2 separate regions of the Homo sapiens genome follow, and region 2 is linked to region 1. Evidence: read pairs that join two places in POLR2A ChIA-PET (ENCODE). Cell type or tissue: Caco-2. All regions are shown on one strand.

The links. Peaks named below come from ENCODE experiments on the same cell type or tissue, not always from the same donor. Only the 100,000 strongest peaks of a DNase experiment are listed, where the experiment ranks them.
Region 2: POLR2A ChIA-PET joins it to region 1 with 5 read pairs; 4 of 35 experiments call an interaction of 5 or more read pairs at or near these places.

Annotation. Positions count from the first base shown.
Region 1 is chr19:19,606,590-19,610,589 of GRCh38, forward strand. All of the region lies in intron 1 of PBX4 (PBX homeobox 4), which reads right to left. Among named protein-coding and RNA genes, the nearest start is that of PBX4, 10 kb to the right of the region's middle. In Caco-2, no CTCF peak of the experiment used is centred here; no DNase peak of the experiment used is centred here.
Region 2 is chr19:19,463,224-19,467,223 of GRCh38, forward strand. GATAD2A (GATA zinc finger domain containing 2A) reads left to right here. Exons shown (of 12, transcript NM_001384528.1): 2 at 2,117-2,391. The coding sequence starts at 2,123. Among named protein-coding and RNA genes, the nearest start is that of MIR640, 30 kb to the left of the region's middle. In Caco-2, no CTCF peak of the experiment used is centred here; DNase peaks (open chromatin) are centred at 1,318 and 1,658.

The DNA.
Region 1 (4,000 bases):
AGCAATAGAGAGTTGATAATGAGATAGACTGGAAGCCAGAGAATGGGGACCGTTGGGAGAAAAATGGGGTTGGTGCTGGTATGTCTAACAAGTATATGACACGTTATGGCTGGGTGCCGTGGCTCATGCCCGTAATCCCAGCACTTTGGGAGGCTGAAGCGGGCGGATCACCTGAGGTCAGGAGTTCAAAACCAGCCTGGCCACCAGCCTGGCCATCATGGTGAAACCCCGTCTGTACTAAAAATACAAAAATTAGCCAGGCATGGTGGCACATGCTTGTAATTCCAGCTACCTGGGAGGCTGAGGCATGACAATCACTTGAAACCAGGAGGTGAAGGTTGCAGTGAGCCAAGATCGCGCCACTGAACTCCAGGCTGGGTGACACAGCAAGACTCTGTCTCAAAACAAACAAACAAACAAAAAACACAAGTATATGACATATTCTACCAAATCCACATATCTGAATTTTTTTGTTTGTTTTTGAGACAGAGTCTTGCTCTGTTGCCCAGGCTGGAATGCAGTGGCATGATCTCAGCTCACTGCAACCTCTGTCTCCTAGGTTCAAGCGATTCTTGTGCCTCAGCCTCCCAAGTAGCTGGGATTACAGGTATACGCCACCACTCCTGGCTAATTTTTATATTTTTAGTAAAGGCGGGGTTTCATCACGTTGGCCAGACTGGTCTAGAACTCCTGACTTCAAGTGATCCACCCACCTCGGCCTCCCAAAGTGCTGGGATTATAGGCGTCAGCCACTGCGCCTGGCCACATATCTGAGTTTTTTAAAATGCTAATGTTTATGAGAAAAATTCGAAAAAAAGGAAGAACAGTAAATCTTTTAAATTGACTTCCAAGGAGTCTTCTAACCTAAACAAAAACAAAAAAAGCCCAAAACCAAAATTCTGAATATCATTTTTAAACCAATATTCAAAATCTATAGCAAAACAATTGAGAGTCATATAGAAAATGCCAGAAAGTGAAAGCATAGAGCTTTATCCCCCTTCAACCTCATTTATTCAATATTTATGGGACAAACATTTATTGTGGAAGTACCATATGCTGGTCCTTGTATAAGGGCTAAGGAACATGAAAATGAATAAAAACATAATCCACATTCTGGTATCTACCAACAGTATGTTTTAGCTGATAATTTTAGCTATAATTTACTTTCCCAAATTATAGAACAATCTGTTTTCCTCATCAAGGTATCATTTTAAATTACTTGGGAATTTCATTTAAAGATATATTCAGAGATTTCAGTCCCTATGGAATAGAATACTACTTGAAAAAGTCTTCCTGAAAGCAACAATGATTCTAACACCTTAACCAAGGATAGATCGATTATCCTTGATTATTCTCAGTTCTAGAAGGATTATTTTAGCTGACAAAAGCAGTCAGCAATATTATACATCTCCTGGAGACAAACCTAGGTACAAACAAAAATTTAGAACTTATGTTCCCTGCTCTTAAGAAGTAAAACTGCAGGCCGGGCGCGGTGGCTCACGCCTGTAATCCCAGCACTTTGGGAAGCCGAGGCGGGCAGATCACTTGAGGTCAGGAGATTGAGGCCAGCCTGACCAATATGGTGAAACCTCGTCTCTACCAAAAATGCAAAAATGAGCCAGGCTGTGGTGACCAGCGCCTGTAATCCCAGCTACTCAGGAGGCTATGACAGGAGAATCGCTTGAGCCTGGGAGGCGGAGGTTGTGGTGAGCCAAGATCGTGCCACTGCACTCCAGTCTAGGCAAGTGAGACCCTGTCTCAAAAAAAAAAAAAAGGAAAGAAAACTGAACTCCCACCTGGGCAACAGAGTGAGACTCCGTCTCAAAAACAAAACAAAACAAAACAGAACAAAACAAACCAGGACAAATACCTTAGAAAGGTCAGAATACTTTGCAAAGTACTTACACTGTACAAGTCTGGAACAAACCGCGTGCTCACTCCTTACCTGGCAAGGAGTTCAAGGCCATGCTTGGTCGGACAGCAGCTGAGGCAGGCAGTCACCCCCGAGTCTCCCTTCCAAGGTCACGCCCACCACTCATGCCCGATGGGACCACAATGCATGCCTTCATGCTCCACGCCTGCCTTGCATGCATGCTTGCACCAAGCCTACAATGCCGCATCCACTTTCTTTGCCTAGGCAAAGCCTCAAGTCCAGATCTTGGCCATCTCCTCAAGGCTCCTTGTCCCCCGCCTGACTTCACCTAGACTCCAGAGTCATGCACTCTGATTGCCCATGCTCTACAAGCTCTAGTCTTGCTGAAGGGCTAACTCCTCATTGCCCTCTCTGGTCCCCGTGTCACCGCACTCTCCAATGTCTGCCTCTCCAAATAATGAATCTCCTTTCAGAACTCACTGCTGCATTCCCAAGCCCAGCACCAGACCTGGCACAAAATACATGTTTATTGAGTAGATGACATTTAATTTGCGAGAATGTACTTTTAAAAGTGTCCTGTAAAGCCCGAGCCTGACTGTCTGATCTCCCACGGCACCCAATCAGCTGGGCTCCTCTGAGCAGGAAGCGATGTCAGATTTAAGTGAGTTTTGTAGGATCCCTGGGAAAAGCAGAGACAGGTGGCAGGCAGTACAGCCTCAGAGTTCAATAGAGCATGCCCAAATCTCCATCCAACTACCCTCCAGTTATCTGGCCACTTGATTCCTTATCTAGAAACACAGTGAAGAGCCAGGCGCAGTAGCTCACACCTGTAATCCCAGCACTTTGGGAGGCTGAGGCGGGTGGATCACCTGAGGTCAGGAGTTGGAGACCAGCCTGACCAACATGGAGAAACCCCGTCTCTACTAAAAATACAAAATTAGCCAGGCGTGGTGGTGCATGCCTGTAATCCCAGCTACTTGGGAGGCTGAGGCAGGAGAATCGCTTGAACCCGGGAGGCGGAAGTTGTGGTGAGCCGAAATCGCGCCATTGCACTCCAGCCTGGGCAACAAGAGCAAAAATCCATATGAAAAAAAAAAAAAAAAAAGAGCCAGGCGCAGTGATTCACGCCTGTAATCCCAGCACTTTGGCAGGCCGAGGAGGGCAGATCACGAGCTCAGGAGATCGAGACCATCCTGGCTCACACGGTGAAACCCGGTCTCTACTAAAAATACAAAAAAATTAGCCGGGCGTGGTGGCGGGTGCCTGTATTCCCAGCTACTCGGGAGGCTGAGGCAGGAGAATGGCGTGAACCCGGGGGGCGGAGCTTGCAGTGAGCCGAGATTGCGCCACCACACTCCAGCCTGGGCGACACAGCGAGACTCCGTCTCAAAAAAACTAAAGAAAGAAAGAAAAACAAACAGTGAAAAACCACCCACTTCCTAGGGTTCTGGGGAGGGGTAAATGAGGGAAATCCTTATTGTCATCATCATCAACCACTGTGTTCTGATAGAGGCACTCGGTAGCTGTCATTTAAATGAGTGAGTGGTACTTGCTCCTTTGTGAAATTCTACACATGGCTTTACTTTTCATTAATAAAGCTATTTCAAAGGGGATTTTGCCAAAAGACTTTTAGATAGCTTCAGGGAATTGTTTTAAAACTAACACAATTTGCCAGGCACGGTGGCTCACGTCTGTAATCCCACCACTTTGGGAGGCTGAGACGGGCGGATCACCTGAGGTTGGGAGTTCGAGACCAGCCTGAACAACATGGAGAAACCTCGTCTCTACTGAAAATACAAAATTAGCTGGGTGTGGTGGCACGTGCCTGGAATCCCAGCTACTCGGAAGGCTGAGGCAGGAGAATTGTTTGAACCCGGGAGGTGGAGGTTGCGGTGAGCAGAGATTGTGCCATTGCACTCCAGCCTGGGTAACAAGAGTGAAACTCCATCTCGAAAACAATAAAAAATTTAAAAAACTTACAAAAAAATAAAAACAACACAATTCAAGCTGGGCAAAGTGGCTCACACCTGTAATCTCAGCACTTTGGGGAATCCGAGGCGGGATAATCATTTGAGGTCAGGAGTTCAAGACCAGCCTGCCCAACATGGTGAAACCTCGTTTCAACTA
Region 2 (4,000 bases), 140 kb before region 1:
TCCCACAGTGAGGGAAATGAGAGGAGGGGACCCACACTCTGAGGGCAGTGACTTATCTGTGGTCTCATGGGAGGCAAGACAGACAACCTGTTAGTGAGCAGTTCAGATGGGGTTTATGGGCAAGGCATGTCGGAGGAAGGAAGGACAGAGACCATAGAACTTCAGGGCTGAGAGGGACACCGTAGCATTCCTCACCTCCCCCAGAGAAGTGAGGCCATGACCTCCACATTCGACCTCTACCTGGGCTCCATTCCACGGAGGAGCTGAGGGGCAGCTGAGCAGGAGCGGGGGCGGGGGTGGACAGGGTGGCCGGGGGCAGCGGAGGCCGCACAGTTGGTGTGGGATAGGTGGTAGGTGCAGGCTGGGATGCCAGAGGGGCTGGGGACAGGTGGAGGCAAGTCTGAAAACCTGTGCCCTTGAGATTCGGAGTCTCCCTGCCTCAGCCTGGTCATGTTAAGGGTCAGCCATGGCACCTGGGTGGTGGTGAGACAGGGTAGGGAGCACAGAGCTGCTCTGGGCCTGTGTGAAGCACCAGGGATTTCCTGGCCTTGAGGAGACCCCAGTGTTTCAAGCCGGTGCCCGGGTGCCCTGGCTGGACCACACTGGCACAACACGCATGTAGACGGCCTGCTTTCCCTCTGGCTCCAGGAGCGTGAAGCAGCTGTCTCTTTCTTTCCTTTCAGTTTGAGTGCATGAGGGGGCACATTTGGGCAGGGCCTTGCGCTATTGCTCATTTGTGAAATTGGCTCCTTTAAGGAAGCTGCAGATGAGTCAGCTCTGGAGTGCGTCCCATGGATGGCGACAGGACCCCTGTGTTGCCTTGTGCTGCCCCCAGCTTCCAGACGGTCTGCCTGGCTCTACCTGGGACAGGCTTCCCCAGGGTGTTTGCCAGTGAGGAAACTAAGGCTCTGGCAAGATGAGTGCCCTGCCTGTGAGGACACAGATAGGACCAGAGGGCTTCAGCATAGAGCATGCCACAGGTGTGAATTGGGGTTCTCTGTGGGGCCCAAGTGGGCACCAACTGTCCCATGGAAAACTGTGACACTTCGGGAATTCCACTAGAGCTCAGCTGCTAAATTTCTCTTTTGTCCTCTGGTAAACACTGGGATGCTTTTTTAAGAACCTGACTCTCTCTGTCTCAATTCCTGTGCCCTGTCCTGTTGGGACGTCGAGGCCGGGATTAGAGCAGCCCCTTTAAGAGTGCCAGTGTCCCAGACCCTGCTGTGGAATGCCAGCCGCCTCCCTGCAGACAGACATCGCTGTGCTGTCGTCCTGTCTCCGTGAGGGTTAACAACACTTCAGCCTGTTGTCTGGAACCGGTTCAGACTGGTTTTCTGGAAAGTGCTTTGTCTCTCCGACTGAATCCTGGGAAGGGTCATGTGGAGCCAGTGATGTCATGGGATCAAAAACTGACTCAGCTGTTTTTTTCTTCTTTTTCTTTCTTCTTTAAATCAAGATATGTGTGTGCTGCAGGTACAGGGCAGTGGCACGTTGATGGGCCAGGCCTCACTCTACTCAAAGTGTACCTCACTGGCAACCAAAGGGTTAAATGTGATCCCCAGTCCCCACTCCCCAGAGGTGAGCAGGGAGTGAGGAGACCTCCCTTCCCTGAAGGGGAGAAGCTGGGGTTAACTCGAGTCACCACAGCATAGGGCTAGTCCCAGGCCCCGACCCTGCTCCTGGAACAGTGCAGTCACCGCCCTCCTGGATTCCAGACATTGCAGGTGCTGAAAATCCCAAAGGCAGGTAGTTGAGATCTAGAACAACTTTTCCTCTGTTTGCTGTTGAGCCTTTCCTTGCTGATAAGCAGCCACCTTCCACTGCTCCTGTTCAGCACCCTGCTGCCTCTGGCCCCCAACAGGGCAGGGTGTAGTTTGGCTCCACCAATGTTCAGCCACACAGTGGAGGCTGGGGACACCCCCCTCCTGCCTAGCCTTCCTCAAGGCAGTGATGAAATGTCCTGGGGATGCTTTTCTGGGCCCTGCGTTTGTTGTACATTCTTTTGCCATCCTTCCCATAGGGAGGAAAACACTGAAAGCAACACTGAAAAGTCTCCAAGAAGGTGGCACCTTCATTGCACCCAGTTAAAATGTTGTGTCTTCTCCTCCCTCCCAAGTTCAGAATGACCGAAGAAGCATGCCGAACACGGAGTCAGAAACGAGCGCTTGAACGGGACCCAACAGAGGACGATGTGGAGAGCAAGAAAATAAAAATGGAGAGAGGATTGTTGGCTTCAGATTTAAACACTGACGGAGACATGAGGGTGACACCTGAGCCGGGAGCAGGTCCAACCCAAGGATTGCTGAGGGCAACAGAGGCCACGGCCATGGCCATGGGCAGAGGCGAAGGGCTGGTGGGCGATGGGCCCGTGGACATGCGCACCTCACACAGGTGAGTGGGAGGAGCCAGCGGGAGGGGCTGGAACCTGGAGACAAGCCCAGTGTGCCCAGGTTGGGGCTGGCCACACTCCAGGCCTGTTGGTAACAGCTTGGCGGGGTTGTGGAGAGGGCTGTAGGCTCAGCTCGGGCATCACCCACCACTGGCAGCTGTGCTGTTGTGGCCATTCCAGGGCCCCAGGTCCCAACTGCAAGTGGCACAGAGTGTGGGTCTCACAGGAGAAGGAGTGGCACATTCCATCAGCTCCCCTGCCATCAGTAGGCCTTTGCCACCCACGCACCTGCTGTCTGTCCAACTCGGTGCTTTTGGTTTGTAGGGACACTTGAGTTATTCATTTGGTTATGCTTCCCTGCTTTTCAGATCTAGAGGTCAGAGGGCCAGGAATGCTACACCTACCTTGGTCACTTGGCTAGGGATAGAGTTGGGAGCCCAGCCCAGGGCACCCTCCTCGGAGCGGGTACGGGATGCTCACTCGACTCCATGTTCACTTGGTGCTGGTCTTTGGCTTGCTCTGTTGGTTTGTCCTTAGTCAACACTGATTACTTCAAGAGTGACTTTCCTCATATTCACCTTTTATGAGTCTCTTAAGGTAAAAGCTTGAAATAAAAATAAGACCCAATCTACCACCTATTTCTTGACTTCAAAACCTTCCTTTCTCTCTGTAAAGACAAATTCAGACCCAGCACCTGCTCTTGCATCACCCCTCCCCTTGGAGCTCTCCAGAATGTTCATGCCCAGACACCCACTGAGGGCTGTGGTGTGGCCACAGCTTCCCGGCTGGCCCTCTGACAAACTCCTCTGTGGCCCGTTGCTCTCTCTCCTCACCGCCCACTGGAGTCTTCTCCCTGTGGAGGGCCTGTCTCTCCACGCCTGTTCATAAGGGACAGCTGGTGGCTCCTCACCTTCCCGTGTCAGCTAACCCCACAGGATGACCCCAGCCTGCAGTCTTATGTCAAATTCGTTTTTGGAACCCAAACTGTTGGGATCCTGAGGACTTCAGAGATCATCTGGTGTTCACAGCGTTTAAAATGGGAAGATAAATGGGAAAACCCAAGCCTGCTCCTGTTGACAAAGCCTCCTAGTCTGAGGAAATATACTTTGTAGTCCTGCTGTCCAAAGAGGGCTTTTCTGTCTGACTCTGCTGTCTGCAGTCCCCATTCTAAAACCAAGGTCCTCTTCTAAAGTTCCAGAAATAAAACTATAGGTCCAAGTCTCCTTTTCCTTTCTCTATGTTTTCAGCCAGAGACCAGTCCATGACAGCTCAGCAGGGGTGAGCAGTGAGGGGCTGGTGTGGAGTCAGGGCAGGAAGAGGAGGAGTCCATGTTCATGGGAATCTGCAGTCCATGTGCATGGGGTCCCTTGTGCATTCCTGGGTTGCTGACATGCATTTTCTCCTGTAATCACCATGTTCCCCTGCAGGGTAGGTCAGTGGATTGTGAGGGAGAAGTTAAGTGTTAAAGAAACTCAGAGTTCAGCTGGGCGCGGTGACTCACGCCTGTAATCCCAGCACTTTAGGGGGCCGAGGCGGGTGGATCACAAGGTCAGGAGATTGAGACCATCCTGGCTAACACGGTGAAACCCCATCTCTACTAAAAATACAAAA